Linked DNA regions of Homo sapiens: regions 1, 2, 4, 5, 6 and 7 are each linked to region 3. The links are chromatin contacts, found by Hi-C or POLR2A ChIA-PET in ENCODE. All regions are on one chromosome and are shown on one strand. The core of a region is the stretch at or near the end of the contact, and the rest is flanking DNA. Distances in the headings are between cores, read along the strand shown. Region 1 holds the start of TWSG1-DT (TWSG1 divergent transcript). Region 2 holds the start of ENOSF1 (enolase superfamily member 1). Region 3 holds the start of ZBTB14 (zinc finger and BTB domain containing 14). Region 4 overlaps RAB12 (RAB12, member RAS oncogene family). Region 5 has its middle 85 kb from the start of NDUFV2. Region 6 holds the start of TYMSOS (TYMS opposite strand RNA). Region 7 holds the start of CLUL1 (clusterin like 1).

Evidence for each region. Hi-C counts contacts between places; a loop is a spot of excess contacts on that map. ChIA-PET counts read pairs that join two places held with the same protein, here RNA polymerase II (POLR2A). Pooled maps may share reads with other maps.
Region 1: a loop to region 3 is called in a map of CD8-positive, alpha-beta T cell, with 5 times the contacts of the local background. The contact joins the promoter of TWSG1-DT here to the promoter of ZBTB14 in region 3. A Hi-C loop is called at or near these places in 3 of 168 maps with a recorded cell type or tissue (CD8-positive, alpha-beta T cell and naive thymus-derived CD4-positive, alpha-beta T cell) and 16 of 50 pooled maps. POLR2A ChIA-PET finds 5 or more read pairs at or near these places in 2 of 52 experiments (CD4-positive, alpha-beta T cell and CD8-positive, alpha-beta T cell).
Region 2: a loop to region 3 is called in a map of naive thymus-derived CD4-positive, alpha-beta T cell, with 8 times the contacts of the local background. The contact joins the promoter of ENOSF1 here to the promoter of ZBTB14 in region 3. A Hi-C loop is called at or near these places in 2 of 168 maps with a recorded cell type or tissue (naive thymus-derived CD4-positive, alpha-beta T cell and vagina) and 10 of 50 pooled maps.
Region 4: a loop to region 3 is called in a pooled map, with 7 times the contacts of the local background. The contact joins the enhancer-like site here to the promoter of ZBTB14 in region 3. A Hi-C loop is called at or near these places in 1 of 168 maps with a recorded cell type or tissue (ascending aorta) and 4 of 50 pooled maps. POLR2A ChIA-PET finds 5 or more read pairs at or near these places in 1 of 52 experiments (MCF 10A).
Region 5: a loop to region 3 is called in a pooled map, with 3 times the contacts of the local background. The contact joins the enhancer-like site here to the promoter of ZBTB14 in region 3. A Hi-C loop is called at or near these places in 1 of 168 maps with a recorded cell type or tissue (posterior vena cava) and 2 of 50 pooled maps. POLR2A ChIA-PET finds 5 or more read pairs at or near these places in 1 of 52 experiments (activated CD8-positive, alpha-beta memory T cell).
Region 6: a loop to region 3 is called in a map of OCI-LY7, with 7 times the contacts of the local background. The contact joins the promoter of TYMSOS here to the promoter of ZBTB14 in region 3. A Hi-C loop is called at or near these places in 1 of 168 maps with a recorded cell type or tissue (OCI-LY7), 2 of 37 single-sample maps with no recorded cell type and 9 of 50 pooled maps. POLR2A ChIA-PET finds 5 or more read pairs at or near these places in 2 of 52 experiments (OCI-LY7 and activated naive CD4-positive, alpha-beta T cell).
Region 7: a loop to region 3 is called in a pooled map, with 11 times the contacts of the local background. The contact joins the promoter of CLUL1 here to the promoter of ZBTB14 in region 3. A Hi-C loop is called at or near these places in 6 of 50 pooled maps.

What each region holds. Positions count from the first base shown.
Region 1 is chr18:9,333,082-9,335,781 of GRCh38, forward strand. TWSG1-DT (TWSG1 divergent transcript) reads right to left here and starts at 1,388. Exons shown (of 3, transcript NR_183523.1): 1 at 1,056-1,388. TWSG1 (twisted gastrulation BMP signaling modulator 1) reads left to right here and starts at 1,692. Exons shown (of 5, transcript NM_020648.6): 1 at 1,692-1,839. RefSeq lists a silencer at 1,393-2,182 and enhancers at 1,980-2,480, 2,243-2,292.
Region 2 is chr18:711,236-713,935 of GRCh38, forward strand. ENOSF1 (enolase superfamily member 1) reads right to left here and starts at 1,395. Exons shown (of 16, transcript NM_017512.7): 1 at 1,269-1,395. The coding sequence starts at 1,352. RefSeq lists a silencer at 1,320-1,639 and an enhancer at 1,591-2,170.
Region 3 is chr18:5,294,325-5,297,024 of GRCh38, forward strand. ZBTB14 (zinc finger and BTB domain containing 14) reads right to left here and starts at 1,402. Exons shown (of 4, transcript NM_001243702.2): 1 at 1,328-1,402. RefSeq lists enhancers at 1-672, 673-1,359, 2,048-2,700, 2,451-2,610 and silencers at 801-1,740, 1,821-2,240.
Region 4 is chr18:8,625,807-8,628,506 of GRCh38, forward strand. All of the region lies in intron 2 of RAB12 (RAB12, member RAS oncogene family), which reads left to right. Among named protein-coding and RNA genes, the nearest start is that of RAB12-AS1, 9.2 kb to the right of the region's middle. Within about 2 kb of position 1,430, at least 4 of the 41 ENCODE cell types and tissues checked have a DNase peak (open chromatin) inside an H3K27ac peak, as active enhancers do.
Region 5 is chr18:9,016,572-9,019,271 of GRCh38, forward strand. No RefSeq gene overlaps it. Among named protein-coding and RNA genes, the nearest start is that of NDUFV2, 85 kb to the right of the region's middle. RefSeq lists enhancers at 1-770, 495-1,694, 915-984, 1,145-1,254 and a silencer at 365-464. Within about 2 kb of position 1,405, at least 29 of the 41 ENCODE cell types and tissues checked have a DNase peak (open chromatin) inside an H3K27ac peak, as active enhancers do.
Region 6 is chr18:657,041-659,740 of GRCh38, forward strand. TYMSOS (TYMS opposite strand RNA) reads right to left here and starts at 1,251. Exons shown (of 2, transcript NR_171001.1): 1 at 802-1,251. It overlaps TYMS (thymidylate synthetase), which reads left to right and starts at 613. Exons shown (of 7, transcript NM_001071.4): 1 at 613-907; 2 at 2,601-2,674. The coding sequence starts at 703. RefSeq lists enhancers at 337-838, 839-1,338, 1,206-1,325 and silencers at 576-755, 926-975.
Region 7 is chr18:595,629-598,328 of GRCh38, forward strand. CLUL1 (clusterin like 1) reads left to right here and starts at 1,360. Exons shown (of 10, transcript NM_001393344.1): 1 at 1,360-1,501. RefSeq lists silencers at 1,109-1,238, 1,299-1,418 and an enhancer at 1,841-2,340.

The DNA of each region.
Region 1 (2,700 bases), core at 138-2,637, 4.0 Mb after region 3:
CTTTGGCATGCTCCATAATTTTCAGGAGTGTAAAGGGATTCCGAGACGAAAAAGTTTGAGAACCTCTGATCTGCGGTATCACTTTTTAATGGCTGAATTAGTGCATTGATCGGAAGTTTCCTAATTCACTTAACTAGTATATAATGCCAAGAATAAGATTCTTATACTTAAATTTGGGTATACCCTTAATTATTTCTCTAGGATAATTTTCAAGGATGATTTTTAAAACCCATATTTATTGTACAAAAGTGGGCTAACATCAGTAATGCAATCCACCCCCAGCCAATCAGCTGTTTTCATTCTGTTTCCTTCCAATCAACAAAGGTGGGTGGTAGGCATTTACGATTTACCAGCATAAGGGTTTGACACTAGGTCATCATTTCCAAGGGAAGGTGCCCCGCGGACGGTCTGGTCTAGCGGGCTCTAACTTAATCACCCTGGAATCTTCTTTAAAAAGCAAATTCCGGCCGGGCACTATGGTTCACACCTGTCATCCCAACGATTTAGGAGACCGCGGTGGGAGGATCGCTTGAGCCCCGAAATTTGAAACCAGCTTGGGCAACATAGCAAGACCTCCATATCTACAAAAAAATAAAATATTAGCCAGGCGTGGTGGTGCGCGCCCGTAGCCCCAGCTACTCGGGAGGCTGAGGCGGGAGGATTGCTTGAGCCTAGGAGGTGGAGGCTGCAGCGAGCCTGATGTTGTCACTGCCCTCCAGCCTGGTGAGAGTGAGACCTTGTCTCAAAAGAAAAAAAAAAAAAAGCAACCCAGAGTTGTGGGAAAGAACTGAGTGTCATTCTCAATGTTTTTAACCTACGTGCTAACCGCGCACCTTCTACCTAGGCTGCGCGACCTCCGCGCCCGGATCCATGGCGCCCCCTCTTCTCGACTCCCGATGCAGAGCTCCGATGCAGAGCTCAGCGCCAGCCACTCACAAGGAGCCTGGCAAGTTTTATCGAATTGGTGAACGAAGTTCGAAAGCTCTACCCTTGGAGATCCTTATTCAGTAGGTCTGAGGTAGACCTAGGAAACGCGCATTTTATATAAATCCTACCTCTGACGGCAAACGACAAGGGGTTCACGTGCCAGCTCTCCTCGGCGACGCGCTAGGCTACTCAGCGCCCCGAGCCTCGGCCTCGCATCGCTAGAACCCGGCCATGGCCGCTTCCTTACAGGGCAGCTGTGAGGAGTCCTGAGGAATTTTAGTACACGGCATATCCTCAGCGTAGTGGCTAGCACATCACAAGGCTTTAATCTTAACACTGTTGATCTTAACACTGCAACTGAGGGGGCCCGGAGAATGGGCCTGACAGGAGGGTCTGTCGGAACCTGAGGGACTGGGGATCCCGGTGCGGAGAAGCGCGAAGGGAAATCGCGTTGAGCAGCTGGGGTGGGTGCGCCTGGGGGCGTGGCCTGCGGGCCGGCGGGCGGGCGGGAGCCTGCGGTGGAGGCGTGGCACGAGGGAGGGGCGAAACCGGGTGGCGCGGAGGGGGCGTGGCGTTGGGAGGGGCGGGGGGAGTGGGCGGGGCCGAGATGGGGGCGTGCGCGCTGACAGGAGCGCCGGGGGAGTGAGAGACGCCTCCTGGCGGGAGCTGGCGGCTGTGGACCCCAGCGGGGGCGGAGGGGAAGAGGGGAGCAGGGGCGGGGAGCAAGGAGCCGGGAGGAGGGCGGCGGGCGGGCCTGTCTCTTTAAGGTGCCCGAGGCTCGCGGGCGCTGCGCTGAGGGGACGGCGGGAGGCGCGGCCTGGCCTCGCACTCAAAGCCGCCGCAGCGCGCCCCGGGCTCGGCCGACCCGGCGGGGATCTAGGGGTGGGCGACTTCGCGGGACCGTGGCGCATGGTGAGTGGGAGCGGCTGGGGGGTTGTGCAGCCTCTTGGCCTCTTGGTTGGGAAGGGGCCGGGCGCCGAGCTCGGCCCTCTAGAGGCCCGGGGCCGCGGCGAGCTTCGCGGGGGCCGGGAGAAGCCTGGGCCCGGCTGCGCGGAGGACAAAGTGGGGGTGCTGGGCGCGGGCGCACAGGCCGGACGCCGGGAGCCAGCAGCATCTCTGCGCCGCTTTGGTCCAGACCATCTCTGGGCCGGCCCGCGTCCTCCGCAGCCCGCGTCGGCCGAGCCGGGGTGGGGGTGGTTCCGGGTGCCCGGTCCCCCACACCGCTACCGGCCTCTGCCTCGCGGGGCGTCCGGCGCCTTCGGGGCCCTGGCACCGCTCTACAGAGGCTCGGCTCTGCCCTGGTCGCTGTCAGTGCCATCTCCCTTAACGAGAAACTTGGGCGTGATGTATGCGAAACAATTTTGATGCATGATGGTTTCTAACTCCTTAGGAAAAGATAAGTCCTTTAATTCTATTACCTGATTTCGACATGGTCGTAGTTACTTGAATACTTTTTCCAGTGAAATTTGGGGAGTAAGATGAATTTGTGGAACATTTCATAAGACAACCGTAAAAGATGGGAAAGGGGGGAAATCCCAGTTTTCATGGTTGTAGGATGAAAACTAGTTCCACGACAGTTAGTCTCCAAATAACCTTATTTGGCCTCCGCAAATATGTACTGGTTGCTCCAGAAATCATCCTACTTGGTATGCGGCGTTAGATACATTAGAAAATTAGTTACTAACGGTCTTTAGGGAATGCTTTGTGAGCCTCAGTAACGATCACCAGGGTTTTCTCTTTCAAAATTGACTCATACCAGGTCCAAAGCCCTTT
Region 2 (2,700 bases), core at 145-2,644, 4.6 Mb before region 3:
TGAACTTAATCTCAAAAAGGACATTGTTTTGCATTTAATAACTTTAACGAGAGATCTATTTTTATAAAACATTTCAGGTACAAAAAGAGTATAGATAATGTAATGGACACCAGCTTGCCATCCACCCAATTTAGGAAGTAAAACATTACAATGGGAATTAGAGACCTCGTGGTCCCCTCCGTGACCCCATTTCCTTCCCTCCCTACTGGTAACCATTTTCCTAACATTGCCGTTCCTCACTTCCCAGCATACTTTCACACATTCACTACATACCCATACAACTCTGCTTTTCTAGCGCGGCCAATCTCATCAGTGGACTACGAGGGGCAGTGAGGACCCAGTGGGGAACAGGCTCCCTGAAAACCCTGCACAGAACCCACTGTATTTGGGAAACACCGCTCTAGACGGGGGCAGGGGAGGGAAGGCCTGACATTCTAACACCCTCAGTAAGCAAAAAAGACCTTCAATATTTAGGTAGGAGTCAGAGTTCCTGCCCTTACTTTATTACATCTCTTAAGACGAACTGACATTTGCATCAGTCCTTTCTAAGCGTGTTTGCGGGTAATTTCACGAGAGCGCCCTCTCATGTGACGCAGTTAGCACGCGCTTGGTTTCTCAACCCGACTGTGACACCTTCATTACACAGACGGGTCCAAGAGACCCAGAGAGGTCTGGAACTTCTCCAAGTCACACAGCAAGTTGTGGAAGCGGGATCACCACTCAAAACTCCCAGCCCCGGGCTTCCCGTTCTCCCTCAGCGCCAACCCCGTCGCGTTCAGGGTACAGAGGAAGCCAGCGAGCGCTGTGCTCTAGGGTTTCCACTGGCGGGAACCCAACAAAATCATTTTGCTGCTATTGCCTATTATGCATTCTACCATTTCCAGCAAAATGTGAGTCGTAAAAGTAAAACCAGGATATTCTAAACTCCAGCAAAGAAAAAACCCAGGAGAGTGGAAAGTTTCTGGATACTTATACAATTGCTCCAAGGCATGAAAAGCGAGTGTCTCCCCCAGGCGCGCCTCCCACTTTACAGAAGCAATGGGTTCGAAGTCGGGAAGCTGCCCGGGGCCCGCAGAGCTGCAGTCGGCGGGGCGGGAGGGACCCGGGCCGCAAGCCGCGCGTACCATGGCGTCCGCGCTTACCATGGCGTCCGCGCTTACCATGGCGTCCGCGCTTACCATGGCGTCCGCGCTTACCATGGCGTCCGCGCTTACCATGGCGTCCGCGCTTACCATGGCGTCCGCGCTTACCATGGCGTCCGCGCTTACCATGGCGTCCGCGCCGTGGCCCCCAAGCGACGTGGGGAAGCGCACGTCCCGGACCGAGAGCCGGGAGATCCTGCCGCGCACCATGGCCCCTGCGCCCCGTGGCCGCGGCCCCCGTGCGGTCAGGACTGGTCGGGATCCCGAGCGCGCGGCGGGAGGGCGGGAGGGCGGGAGCGCGGCAGCGCCGCGAGGCGGGGCACCGTCAGGGCATAGAGGGCGCTCATTGGCCGCGCGGCCGCACCCCGTGAACTTGGCCCCATGGGAGCTGCAGTCCCAGCTCCGGGCTCCCGGGGGCGCACTCCGCCTTCCGCCGTTCCCTTCTCAGCCTAGACGGAGCTGACCCCGAGAGGGTTCGCTCAGGGTCGCCGGGGAACCTGGGCAGGCAGGAGGCCTCGCGCCCGGTCGGCGCCTCCGCGGGACCCTGCTCTGCTCGGATGGAAGACTCGTGAAGGGACCTGCCCGGGAGCCGCGCCCTAGAGGGAGAAGTCGGGTCTGAGCGAGTGCATTCGCTCAGCGGCAGATTCCGGCCAGTGGCTCAGCTCCCAAGCCGAGGCCGCTGGTTGTCGCCAGCGTACCCAGGAGAGCGGTGCCCTAGAAAATGCTAGGTCTCTTTCAGTGCCCACAGCCTCAGTTTGCCACCTGATAAATTAAGAGGCAGGTCATCATTGATTACACCCGTACTGATGCAGATGAGGTCCCCGTACCGTGCCTCAGCCTGTAATCCCAGCACTTCGGGAGGCCGAGGCGGGCGGATCACCTGAGGTCAGGCGTTTGAAATCAGCCTGGCCAATACGGCGAAATCCCGCCTCTACTAAAAACAAAAATTAGCAGGGCGTGGTGGTGCGCGCCCGTAGTCCCGGCTACTCGGGAGGCTGAGGCAGAACTGCCTGAACCCGGGAGGTGGAGCTTGCAGTGAACTGAGATCGCGCCACTGCACTGCAGCCCGGGCGACAGAGCAAGACTCCGACTCAAAAAAAAAAAAAAAAAAAAAAAGATGCTGGGCGGCTCACGCCTGTAATCCCAGCAGTTTGGGAGGCCAAGGCGGGCAGATGGCGAGTCAGGAGATCGAGACCATCCTGGCTAACACGGTGAAACCCCGTCTCTACTAAAAATACAAAAAATTAGCCGGGCGTGGTGGCGGGCGCCTGCAGTCCCAGCTACTCGGGAGGCTGAGGCAGGAGAATCGCTTCAACCCAGGAGGCGGAGGTTGCAGTGAGCCGAGATCGCACCACTGCACTCCAGCCTGGGCGACAGAGTGAGACTGTGTCTCAAAAATAAATAAATAAAAAGAAATAAAAAGAAAATCCAAAGTAAGCAGAAGAGAAGAAATAATAAAAATTAAAGCAGAAACCTGTGAAATTGAAAACAGGAAAGCAACAAAGAAAAATCAATGAAAACAAAAGCTGGTTCTTTGAAAACATTGATAAAATCAATA
Region 3 (2,700 bases), core at 152-2,651:
CTAGGCAGCCCAGCAAAAACCTTACACTGTGACACTTACTACTGTTGTCACTAACTCGTCCTAGGGCTTGTGGGATAAAAGTGCATGGGACCAGAGAGAGGAGTGGCCTTAGACTAGCTATGACAACATATCAATGTGTTGTTGTTGTTTTGGCTAGTGTGTACTTGGCCACTCGCCCCTCTCCCCTCTCTCTCTCAAGATGTATGAGACCTGGAAGAGAGACCATGTGTGTCCAAAGCCGCCTCCTCCCCGCCCCGCCCCCCTTGCCATTGAGATGTCCAATTGCTCAGTTCAGGTGAGTCAAAACTGGAAGACAGCTGTTGCCAGCATCTGTGTAGGCAGGTGTAGGAAAAGACGTAGCCCCAACACCACCTTCATAATAAGGCTGCCCCTTCCTAATTGCTCTCCAAACTGCGGGCGCGCTAAGCCGCGTTACAGTGCAGGGAGCCGGGCTTCCCGCAAAGCCAAAAACTTACATAAGCAGCTGCAGCCGCCTCCCCTGCCCCGGGCAGCCCGACAATGGCGGCTGCACGACTTCCTTGTTGCAAGCTTGCAACTTCGGAGTCGGGAGGAAGCAGGGAGCCAAGCGCAGACCCAAGAAGCCCTCAAGGCGTATCGAGTCCTCCCTCTCAATTTCTTTGGGCCTGGGAGGTGGGGAGTGGAGGAGGCCGTTTGCACTCCTTCCCAGACAAAAGCTCCCAGCCTGGGAGCCAGGTGGTGAAAGGGCCACTTTCCCTTTCATAATCAGACGTCGAGCGCAGGCTTGGGACCGCGGCTCGGAGCGCGCAGGGAGGGACTGCGGCCCGCGGCGGCCCCGGCGGCGCGACGAGCGGGAGCGGGCGTGCGGCCGGCTCCGCAGCCCCGCGCCGCGCCGCGCCCCGCTCCGCCCGCGAGCCCGGAGCTCGCGCCCCGCGCACTCCCCGGCCAGCTCGCGCCGGGCCCTCCCCCGCCCTCCCGCGGCCGGGGGCGGGGGCGGCGCGCGGCCGGCTAACCCAAGCTCCGCGGGCGCACCCGGGAGTGCGTGCGCTGGGTCCCGGCCCCCTCCTCCGCCGGCGGCTGTAGGCGGCGCGGCGGGGCCCGCGGCTCGGAGGGGCGGCGCCCGGCGGGCCGCGCTCCGCGCTGGGTTCGGGCCGTCCCCACCCCCACCGCGGTGCACTGCGGCGGTGCGAGCGGGGGCGGCCATGAACTCGGCCGCCGAGGCTCTGCGAGCGCGCGCGCGGGGCCGCCGCCGCCTGGCCGCTCCCCGAGCCCGCTCGCCGGCCCGCGCGGCCCCCGGGGCGCCCCGGCCCCACGCCCAACCCTGGCCCACGCCCGTCCCCGCTCGCACCGCGCCGCGCCGCTGGCGGCCGCCGCACATCCTGGAGCTGGCTGGTGCCCCAGAGCTCGGCGAGAACGCGCGTCTTCCGGGCCGCCCCGCCAGCCGCCGGCCGCCCCCGCGCCCGCCTTGCGGACGGCCCCAGCCCCTTCCGCACCCTGGCCCGCGCTTACCTGCAGCCTGGCACAGGCACAGACACTGCCGTGGGTTCCCCGCGCTCGCTAGCAAACGCAGGCCGGGACCGGAGGGGCTCGGGGCGCGGGGGCACGGTGGGTGGCAGTGTGTTTTGGATTTTTTTTTGGAGTTTGGGGAGGGGGCGGGGTGGGGGAAATCGTGCACGTCCCTGATGGTAGCAGCCCTCCTCCTGCACGAGCACAGAATGTCTAGCCGGCCGTGAACACCCCCACCGCCCCCCCCTTCCCGTGCATGCGCGGTGCGGGCTGGGGGGAAGGCGCGCCGCCGGCTTGCGCAGGCACGGAACCCGACCGGGTCTCTAAGTGGGCGAGCAAAGAAAGGGTTAATCCGGGCCCTTGCCGACGCTTTCGTTGGAGACTACGGGGCCGCCCCCGGAGGGCCCTGGCCTGCGCACGCGCGCGCACGCGCGCGGCTTGGGGCGCGCGGAGCCCGCGCGCGGGAGAAGGAGTGGGCGGGGCAAGGGCGGGGCTTCGGGAGCCAGGGAACTTAAGCACGAGCGCTGCTCGCGGACACCCGCCCCGCCTCAAGCTCCCTCCCGCCCTGGTTCGTGGGCTTCCGCCCGCGCCCGGCGCCGGCGCAGCGCCGGGGACGCGGGAGCCAGCGCTCCCGTGCGTGTGCATGTGCGTGGGCCAGAGCCTCCCCCGGGCGCGCGCAGGCCGGGCGCTGAGGCTGCGGGGCTCTGCCGCGTCTCGGAGCGGGCGCCCCGGCCACTTTCGCCCTCCGCGCACACCGGCCGACACCGGGAGGCGCGCCCACGGGTCTGCGGTCTTGCCTCTTGCCGCCGGCACATTGAGTTTGTGGGGGAGTGGACGGTGCACAATAAACACTTGCAGAACAAATGGAAAAAGCGACGTCTTCGATTTGTAGTGTAAAGCGCAACCCCAGTTGCCCAGCAGAAAGGGATCACCCATAGGGCTTCGGAGCTAGTAGGTCCGCGCCCGGACACTCCAAGGAAAAGTCCAGGGGCTGGAGGCGGCGACCCGTCTGTGGCAGTCCAGACCCTGGACTCGATTCGGAGAGCTCTGATAACTTGGCTCTGTCCTTAACATCCCTGCTCAGCGCCAGTAATGGCTCCGTTGCTGTTGAACCACGTCGCCTTCCCTCTGACGCGGCGGCTGTGCCTGTGTCTGGCGTCGGGAGCTGGGAAGTCCCTCCCGCTCCCGCGTTTTCTGCTCACCGAGATGCAGGAG
Region 4 (2,700 bases), core at 180-2,679, 3.3 Mb after region 3:
CTCAGCTCTGATTGTTTGTCCACCATGTGTGTGTTTGCTTTCATCTGCGTTAATTGCTGCTTCATCTGTGGCATCATCGGTCACCTAATGCTTGAATGTTAGTGCCATGTCTTCATTCTTCATCCGTGTCCCTGTCTGGGCCGCAGCTGCAGCCAAGCCGCAGTGCCTGCCTTCTGGAGGTGTCTGAGGTAATATCTTCATTTGGTCACCCTTCACTGTATAACACACTTCTAAGATTTTTTGATTTGGGTTTTTGTTCGTTTTCTTTTCTGTTGTGCATTTGGTCTGCATATTTTCATTTTTGGCTTGATTATGAAACATTAGGTCTTGTCTAAATACTTGAATAAACAACAAATAGATATTTCTTCCTGTGCTAGTCCCGCAGACTTTTTGTGCATTGCTGCCCAGCTTTTAAACGCTGGAAATGGCAACAAAGTGTTTGGCACACAAGCTGCTGTTTCTAATTATAAGCTCTATAAGGTAAAGACCATCTTCACAAGGATTTGGGATATGCCTCTCTCTGTTCCTAGTACCTGTGTGAGGTACTTTCTGATGAGAATATTGCCCCACAAAAGTGATGTAAACATTATTAGAATGTGTGACGCCTGCCTTGGTGACAGCCATGCCTGATGACTGTGGCACATGTCTTAATTAATGCATTAATACTTCCATCTTCATCTTTGGCGGCAGTATTCTTTATAAAGTATGTCCAAATGATTTATAAAGTATGTCCAAATGTCCTGGTGCCTCCCTGGAGCTCTGCCCACTAAGTCTATGCTGGTGACATTGTACACTCCTGGAATCTGACTACAATGTCCTTGACTCTGAGATAAGAGGGCCCTACCTGATGGAATCCCCCTCGGGGAGAAAGTGAGATACTGTGGCTCCACGAAGAGCAGCGGGCACTCAGAAACCATTTTTCTCTTGTATATGAAAGCATTCTCCAAATGACCCCTCTCCCTCTCCTGATTCTCCCTTGACTCTTTACTACTTTTTCATTCTCTAAATCTGTGCAGCTGTACAGCATGGGCAAAGAGCGTAACTAAGGGAGGAAGAATGAAATGGATTGGACTTACGGAATGGTTGATTGCAAGTTTTCTACATGGAATATTCCAGTGACTCTTTTCCTGCAGGAAGGTTTTGAACAGTGACTCATATATCTACTACAGGCCAGCCATTTTGTTGATCACATAATACTCAAAATAAGATTTTTATCTTCTGAAATATTTTATTTAAAAGATGAAAACCTTTTCCTTCATTATTGCTATGCAGCAGGTAAAAAGGAAGTGTTAGAATCATGATTGTAATTTGTATTACTGTTTTAAAGTAATGCGTGGCTTCTTTAGGAGTGAGGCACAGCCCTTGTGCTGCTGCTGGTGTAACCTGCTTTGTTGTGGGCGTGTTGTCGTCGTTTCACTCTCATCCATTGAGGGCATAGAAGGCGCCTGTGTAGCTGGAAACGGTCCCTCAAGGAGGCGCAGTGGATTGTGCTATGCTAATAATAGATAGCTCTGCTCCGATTTTCTAGACTGGCATGAAAGCATTGCCATTCGGTTTTCATAGGAGGATCTTGTTGGAAGAAGTGCATTATTTACTATAGATTCCTAAAAGCTAAAAGTACCAAAAGCTGCAGGTGTCTGTTACATTTTTACGTCACGTTTTATGTCATTGCCACATATTTCAGTTTGTTGATTACCTGTGGTCAGAAAAAGGACCATTTTTCTCTTCTCTGTACTTTAAAGTATTTCTACATGAATGTTAGAACTTTATGTAAGTAGCTAAAATAAAACATGTTGACTAGGATGTAGTTTGATGAATTTATATCCAAATGGTGTCCTAGAAATTATTTACAGTGAACTTGGAGTTGTGTTGAAATGGACTTGAAGCCGTGAAATTTGCCTCTTACCTTTAGGCAAACACAGAATTGAAATGCTTCATATAAGGGCCCTTTGTTCTGCCTGTCGGACCAGTCCACTGTTGGGGGACTTTGTTTTAACCAGCGTTCTTAGGTCAGCATCATTCCTTTTGTTCTCTGCTTGGAAGAGGGGGAATATTTCATACCCTATATTGGCGTGTGCCCTGAAAATTAGTAATTAAATAATTTAAGTGGCTATATTAAATACAGCAAATAAGAGGCTTTGAATTCTCCAAGCGTTGTTGTATCACCAAACTGGGAAAACAGAATTGCAGGAATTTTTCAATTGCACAAAAACCAGATAGAAAAATCAGAATAAGGTGGCATGCTAACTGTAGTAAACGATGATTGAGCTGACGTTCATAACTTGCAAACCTCTAGAAATCCGCACCTTATCATTACAGTGAAAACTCAAGTTTATGGGGAAAAAGAGGGAAATATTAGGATTCTGCCTTTTCATAGAAAGGTGAAAGCATGATCAGTGCATTGATGTAATCTAATTTTCTGAAAAGGAGAGATTTGTGTGGGATTTTTATGGTGCTGGCACACGGTAGATATTTAAGAAATACTTGCTGAATGGAATCAACATTTCATTTATTATTCTTTGGCCGTACCTGATAGTAGATAATTTAGTATGTAAGGGAAATAAATCAAGCAAAGGCACTTTTGAGAGGAATAGAAAATAAAAGCTTTCTCAACCCAAATATTTTGGGAGTGTGGAATCGTCTCTCAAAGAAACATGCTTTTCTACCCCCAGCCTTCAGAGCCAGGCCCAAACAGTGGCA
Region 5 (2,700 bases), core at 155-2,654, 3.7 Mb after region 3:
AGGTATGGGCCACCGTGGCTGGCTAATTTTTCATAGAGATTGGAGCAGGGATCTCACTTTGTCACCCAGGCTGATTGGTCTTAAACTCGTGGGCTCAAGTAATCATCCGGCCTCGGAGTCCCAAAGTGCTGGGATTACAGGCGTGAGCCACTGCTCCTGGCCTCATTTATGTTTTAAGGAATATAGTGACTCAGGCAAGAGAGTTGGGGGTCGTGTGCTGTAGCCTGTTTTGTCCTCAAAGCGTCTTTCCCCAGAGCTGCAAGTTGCCAGGGGTCTGGGGCTTTGTGAAATTCTACTGCAGGCAGAAAGGAGGCACGTGGCTTCTTACATTTGCTACTTTGTCTTACATTTCTATTGTTATAATCCCTCCAGGCCCTCTCACCCGACTTGACCTTGAGACTAATGGGTGTGTTGGAAAGATGCTGGCAAGGTCTGAGGGCACAGCCTGTGGCGGAGGCGGGGCCAGGCAGGCCTAGCCCCTCAGCCAGGCCGTGAGGCCCAGGGCCCTGCCGGGTGGGCGCTCTCTGGGAACTGCACGCAGAGGTGCCTCGTACCCCCAACCACGCCCCACAGGGACACCTGAACCTCCAGAGGAAGGAAATGAGTCTGGAGGAGCCGTAGACGAAAGAGATGCCGCCTCCTGCGGCTGGGATCACTCACAGATGCCTCAGGGAGGCGGCCAGCCCTGAGTCACGCTGAGCTCTGAGCGGGCTGTGACTCAGCGCGACCGCGGCCCCTTGGCTGCGCCTGGGTTGATTTGCGCCCCGCTTGTTTTCTGCAGAAGACAAGGCCGTCTCGGATTAGACTGCTCCTCCTAAACAACCAGCAATTGTTTTTCTTCCTCAAAGTGCAGTTTCCCTCTGGCACAACCAAAAATAAACACAAACCAGGCTCCTGCCAAAGGAGGGGCAGTCCCTGGGGCGCCCACCGCACGCATGTGAGAGCTCGCAGGCCACCTGCCAATCATGAATCTGTTAAGGAAGCGGCCACGAAGGCAGAGAAACCTCTCCCATCGCAGGTTGCGCTGCGATGCACAGGGGCGCTGACTGTTGAGTTGGCGCTCTGTTTATTTCCCCAACTGCCTCCTCTCAGGTTCCGTCCCAACTGCTGGACTCACTGCCGCGTGGGCCTGAGCACATTTCCTTGGCACATTGTCCTCGGTGGAAGTTTTTTCTTCTCGATTTGGTGAGTCAGAGCTGGCTCACACACAAACACCAAGCAGCAGCCTCAGGGACTAAAGTGCTTTAAGGACACGAGGACCTATCCTCCCTCCCCCTATCTCAGTGAGGTGGGCGCAGAGTTCCTGAAACCTGGCCCAGTGCAGTTCATTTGACAGGGAGAGGCTGAAAATGCAAATCACCCCAGCGTAAGTGAGTGCACAGCAAAGACCACGACCTGGCTGCAGCTTATCCTAAAATCCTGAAGTCAGGGAACACCGTGCCCACAGGAAGAGCTGGGCAGCCTGAACCATACTAAGATGTCCCAGGGTGAACCGGAGCCACTGGTTAGTCACACTGACTTCACATTTCCTTCGTGAGAAGGAACTGAAGACAGATTCCAGAACTTGCTGTGTGTAGAATGTATAGTTCATTGCATGTAAGTAAACTCATGTGGTTCCGAATCTATAGGATCAATTCAGCCATTTTAGTGTTATGTCCATGACATCTGAATTTATAAAAATCTAAGTGTCCCTAGCTAGAGATACCTGAAACTAAACAGGCCCTACTTACTATTCATTTTATTTTTGAATAGATAATTCACTCATATATTCAGATATCAAATCCTCATAAAATGATATACATTAAGAATTCTCACTTCCATGCTGTTCTCATTCCTCTCTGCCCCCATAAGCAACCACTTTTACTGCTTTTTAATACATCCTTCCAGTGTATCATTATGCAAATATAAACAAAAATTAATATACTTCTGTGGTTGTCAGAATAATGGCCTCCCAAAAATGTCCATGTGCTAATCCCCAGAACCTATTAATTTGTTACTTTATGTGGAATAAGGACTTTGCAGATGTGATTGAACTGAGGATCTTGAGATTGGAGATTATTCTGGATGACCCCAGTGGGCCCAATGTAACCACAGGTGACCTTCTAAGGGGGAGGCAGAAGGGTCAGAGTCCGAAAAAAAGAGAGCTTGGAAGATGCTATACTGTTGGTTTTGAAGATGGAGGAAGGGGCCATGAACCAAGGAATGCATGCAGCCTCAAGAAGCTAACAAGGCAAGGAAATGGATTGTTTCCTAGAGCCTCCAGGAAGGCAGTGTTCCTTAGACTTCTGACCTCCAGAACTAGCAGTGAATAAATGTGTGCTATTTTAAACCACTAAATTAATAGTAGTTTGTTACAGAAACCACAGGAAATGAACACAACTATTTCCACCTTTTTCTTTTTTTAAAACTGTTATTTTAGGTTCAGGGATGCATGTGCAGGTTTGTTATATAGGTAAACTCATGATATGGGGGTTTGTTGTACAGATTATTTCATCACCCAGGTACTAAGCCTAATACCCAGTAGTTATTTTTTCTGATCCTTTCCCTCCTTCCACCCTCTGCCTTCAAGTAGGCCCCAGTGTGTGTTGTTCCCCTCTTTGTGTCCACGTGTTCTCATTATTTAGCTCCCACTTATACATGGGAATACATAGTATTTGGTTTTCTGTTTCTGCATTAGTTTGCTAAAGATAATGGCTTCCA
Region 6 (2,700 bases), core at 1-2,500, 4.6 Mb before region 3:
CAATTCTTCTGCCTCAGCCTCCCAAGTAGCCACCACGCCCAGCTAATTTTTGTACTTTTAGTAGAGACGGGGGTTTCACCATGTTGTCCAGGCTGGTCTTGAACTCCTGACCTCAGGTGATCCACCCGCCTCGGCCCCCCAAAGTACTAGGATTACAGGCGTGAGCCACCGCGTCCAGCGCCCTGGCGGTTTTTAATCAAGTAGAAAAGCTGCATTATACCACTTGCTTCGGTTGCTTCAGTGAGAACGAAGAAATGGAAATGCAAATCCCTTATTAGTTGTAGGAAACAGATCTCAAACAGCAGTTTTGTTGACAAGACCGCAGGAAAACGTGGGAACTGTGCTGCTGGCTTAGAGAAGGCGCGGTCGACCAGACGGTTCCCAAAGGGCGCAGTCCTTCCCAGCCACCGCACCTGCATCCAGGTTCCCGGGTTTCCTAAGACTCTCAGCTGTGGCCCTGGGCTCCGTTCTGTGCCACACCCGTGGCTCCTGCGTTTCCCCCTGGCGCACGCTCTCTAGAGCGGGGGCCGCCGCGACCCCGCCGAGCAGGAAGAGGCGGAGCGCGGGACGGCCGCGGGAAAAGGCGCGCGGAAGGGGTCCTGCCACCGCGCCACTTGGCCTGCCTCCGTCCCGCCGCGCCACTTGGCCTGCCTCCGTCCCGCCGCGCCACTTCGCCTGCCTCCGTCCCCCGCCCGCCGCGCCATGCCTGTGGCCGGCTCGGAGCTGCCGCGCCGGCCCTTGCCCCCCGCCGCACAGGAGCGGGACGCCGAGCCGCGTCCGCCGCACGGGGAGCTGCAGTACCTGGGGCAGATCCAACACATCCTCCGCTGCGGCGTCAGGAAGGACGACCGCACGGGCACCGGCACCCTGTCGGTATTCGGCATGCAGGCGCGCTACAGCCTGAGAGGTGACGCCGCGGGCCCCTGCGGGACGGGTGGCGGGAAGGAGGGAGGCGCGGCTGGGGAGAGCGCTCGGGAGCTGCCGGGCGCTGCGGACCCCGTTTAGTCCTAACCTCAATCCTGCGAGGGAGGGGACGCATCGTCCTCCTCGCCTTACAGACGCCGAAACGGAGGGTCCCATTAGGGACGTGACTGGCGCGGGCAACACACACAGCAGCGACAGCCGGGAGGTAAGCCGCGTCCCAGCGGCTCCGCGGCCGGGCTCGCAGTCGCCCCAGTGATGCCGTGGCCCCCGAGGCGGGCGTCATCGGGCAGCGTTTGCCCAGTGCTGGAGGGTTAGGGAGAGCTGCCTGGGCTTGACCGCGCGCCGGTCTCAAAGTCCTGGCTTTGGCCCCTCCTCCGTTTTCCCCTGTGGACCATTCCGCTTCGCAGCGTTTTCAAAAACTGGAGCGAAAGTGATGTGGGCGGGGCAAAGGCGGCGGGAAGAGGAGAGCACTGAAGCTGGCGCGGGAACTTGGTTTCCTGGTGGCCTCCCATCCAATCCCCACGAACCAGCTTTCCTCTTAAACCTTGAAAAGAGAAATTCGGGAGTTCGAGTATAAGTTCTTAGTCGTCCTTTCCTCTTTCCTTTCCGACAGGAGCACCCCAGGCAAAAAATGTCTCGCGGGTCATTGGCGCCAGGCTTTCAGGGGACAGTGGGGCGGGGCGGGGTGGGCACAGGACGTTAGGCAGCCGTTGGCCCTCCCTAAGGCCACACCGTCCTGCCGTCCTGGATCCTGCGCCAGCTGCGCGGGGGAGGGGACTCGAAGGTGTGTGAGCCAGGGGCTGACCTTGACCGCTCAGATAAATGGAGCGCAGCCTTGACACAGGGGTGGAGGTGGTTTTGAATGGGGAAACCCATTCGTGGTGAAGCAGATTCACTGTAGCTAGCGGAAAAGCCCTCCGGCCCACGGACCCATCTAGAGACGAATACATAGCAGCTGCTGTGGCTGATTGGCGTGGGACAGCGTGGGGAGTTTTGTCTGAGGAGAGGGATCCACTTTTCTGCAGCTCCAAGCCCAGGGGCCTTTGATGAGCCATAGACCTCATTTTTAACCCACCTTTCTGCTTAGACATTGAGCAAGTTACTTCTCATATAGCTTCCCTATATGTTAAAAATGGAGAAAATAATGCTTAGTAGGCAATTCTGATAAAAGCAGGTGCTTGCAAAAATCTCTCTGTTGTCTGAATATAAACTGTACCACAAGCGAGTGCGGATGAACGAGGACTGCATTTAAAGATAAGTTTTTACACTTTCATTTCTCTGTGGCTCGACACTTCTGATGCCTCCCTTTTTGTTCCTGGGACACATGCTTGGTGTTGTCTTCACACCTTTGTGACAGGATTAGCACTAGTGGGCAGTGGATGATAGCTCCTCCCTTTTGCCACATGTTCATCCCTGCCCTCGCCACCATCTCACTGTGTGGAATTCCTGTGTCCACTGGTCACCGGGGCACAGAAGTGCTGTCTCAGCCTGAATCGGGCCACTGATGGGACTTGCAGCCTGGGAGCTCCACCGTGATCTCTGGCCCACTTTGCGGGAGTCTAGGCTTTCTGGATGCTCCAGGGCCTCACGTCCCAGGGCAGTTTTCTTCCCTGAAGAAAGTTGGATGGCATGATCTGTCTTCCCATCTTGAAACCGTATGGCAAATTGTTTTTCAGATGAATTCCCTCTGCTGACAACCAAACGTGTGTTCTGGAAGGGTGTTTTGGAGGAGTTGCTGTGGTTTATCAAGGTAAAGAAGTCGCTGCTATTAGAAGT
Region 7 (2,700 bases), core at 110-2,609, 4.7 Mb before region 3:
TATGTGCCACAAAGATGCATTCTTTGCTATACAAAAGAGCTGTTGTTAAATTTATAAAGATATAAAAAGGGGAAAGGGGAAGGCACCAAATGGAAGATTCTTAGGCATTAAGTGCTCAGACAGCATAGATCTTCATTAGATGACGTCAGGGAGAAGAGACACAGACTTTGCCATCTCAGGTAGAAGTATCAAAGTCATCAGCCTCCTAGTAAGACAGACCTGGGTTTGAAGCTCTGCACAGCCATTTCCTAGCTGGTCTGGGGAAAAATTACTTCTTGAAGCCTCAGTGTCTTTATTTGTAAAGTAAGTGGAATTATATTACCTTGTCAGGATGTTGTCAGAATTAGAAATAATTTAAAGAGGTCCAGCACGAGCAGGTCAATCAAGGGAAGATGTTAAAAATAACAACAGGTGAAATGTACTCCCAAAAGATAAAGTGGATACATAGATGAATCTTCCTCACACACAGAGTATAATAACCTCAGAAAAATATTGCCTAGAGTAAACATGCCTCCCAAGCCAACGTTCATCATCCAGGAATACGGAGAGGATGTTTGGGATATGGGGGGCATGAAATTTTACAATTGTAGGGCCCTTTAACAAGGGTAGACTTGCAAGTTGCACTGCCTTTCCTGCCCTCTCTGGCTACCTGTTCCAGCATCCAGAGTTTGTGAACCTGGGGCCCAAGGACAGCACCTGGCATGGGCAGGCCCACTTGGCGACTCTCTCAGGGCTGCTGCAGCTGTGTCAGTGTCCCCACAGGGAGGCTGACATCCAGCCATGACCATCGCATTAAGCCCAGCAGTCGGGCAGGGGAGCAACTGCTCAGAGGCACCTTTGACCCACTACTTTTTTCCCCTCCTGCTTTATCTGCCCAGAGCGAGGCTCTCTTTCTAATGTGTACAAGGCGTTCTACCTATGACTCGTGGTCCTGCCATAGAAATGCTTTTTTTTTTTTAACTGAATTAAGTTGCCAAGTTTGAAAAATCAGGAATTTCACATAAGCATCCCTATTTCTGTCTTCTTTTGAAAAACTGAATGTTCTTTCCACAGTGAGCCCACATTCCTTCCTGACGACCATCACCGTTCAGCTGGAGTAGAGAGGGCTCTGCTCGCTTCAGATCCGGACGCGCAGGTCCTCTGCAGGCCCCGCCCACCCGGCGTCACCTGCAGGTCCCGCCCACCCGGCGTCTGCAGGCCCCGCCCACCCGGCGTCACCTGCAGGCCCCGCCCACCCGGCGTCTGCAGGCCCCGCCCACCCGGCGTCACCTGCAGGCCCCGCCCACCCGGCGTCTGCAGGCCCCGCCCACCCGGCGTCACCTGCAGGCCCCGCCCACCCGGCGTCTGCAGGCCCCGCCCACCCTGCGTCACCTGCAGGCCCGGGCCGCGGGGTTGGTTTCCACCCTGGAGGTTGCTGACACCCTGTGCCCTCGGCTGACTTCCAGCCGGTGGCACAGACGCCTCCAGGGGGCAGCACTCAAGCGCATCTTAGGAATGACAGGTGAGAACATCCTCCGGGCCCCAGATTTCTCTCCTCGCCGCTCTTGCCCATTTCTCCGGAGAGCCAGAGAAAGCCGCTCCCAAGTCCAAGGCCGAGCTCCGCAGACGCCCGGCCCCTCCGGCGCGGACAGAACAAAGCCACTGTTCTTGCCGGGGAAGGTAGAAATACTGTGGGCTGCTTCAGAGGCTGCCAGCAAAACTCAGGCAATCTCCTGGGCTGTTCCAATACGTTTATTCTCTTTTTCAAAACAGGAGGAGGAGGTAGAGGCGGGGAGACACACCATCCCTGCAAAACTACTGGCAAAAACTAAGCGGAGCCGGGTGTGGTGGCTCACGCCTGTAATCTCAACACTTTGGGAGGCCGAGGGGGGCCGATCACTTGAGGTCAGGAGTTGGAGGCCAGCCTGGCCGGCATGGTGAAACACAAAAATTAGTCGATTGTGGTGGTGCATGCTTGTAATCCCATCTACTTGGGAGGCTGAGGCAGGAGAATCGCTTGAACCCGGGAGGCGGAGGTTGCAGTGAGCCGAGATTGCGCCACTGCACTCCAGCCTGGACAACACAGTGAGATTCTGTCTCAAAATAAATAAATAAATAAACCCAAGCAGAAAAAGAATCACTCTGAAAACGATCACATCTAACTATCAATGCTCATACAGTTTATGGAATTATCAGCCCAACTTGATAAAATCAGTATTTGAGGAAACTGTGGATAAGCCCCCTGATTTCAATCCCCATTGTGCCAGGTCCTGGTTAACTGAGGTTAACGAAGTAAAGAGCTGCAGACACTATTAACTGCTACCTTAAACCGATTACTCTAGCTTAGCCTACTTTCCACGTACAGATTTTACCAGTGGACAACATGATGCTTTATCTTGTTTTTCTCTCCCTGGGACTTTTCTCCAGACATTGAAAACAGAAATACTAATAAGGCCACTTTTACCTGCCTGATGCAAGAACAGAATTTTCAAACTCAACATTAATGCAACTCCTCAGTCCCTGACAATGGCGGGTGGAAAAGTTTCTAAAAATATGCAGCAGCACAATTATCGGGAAGAGATGAGATACTGTTACCTAATAAAAATGCCATAAATAGAGAATGATGAACTACCATGGGAAATGAATGCATAGAAGAGGACATGCTGGAATGTGGGACAGTAAAAATCACTTAAACTTTGCGTGACCTTGAAGAAAGTCACG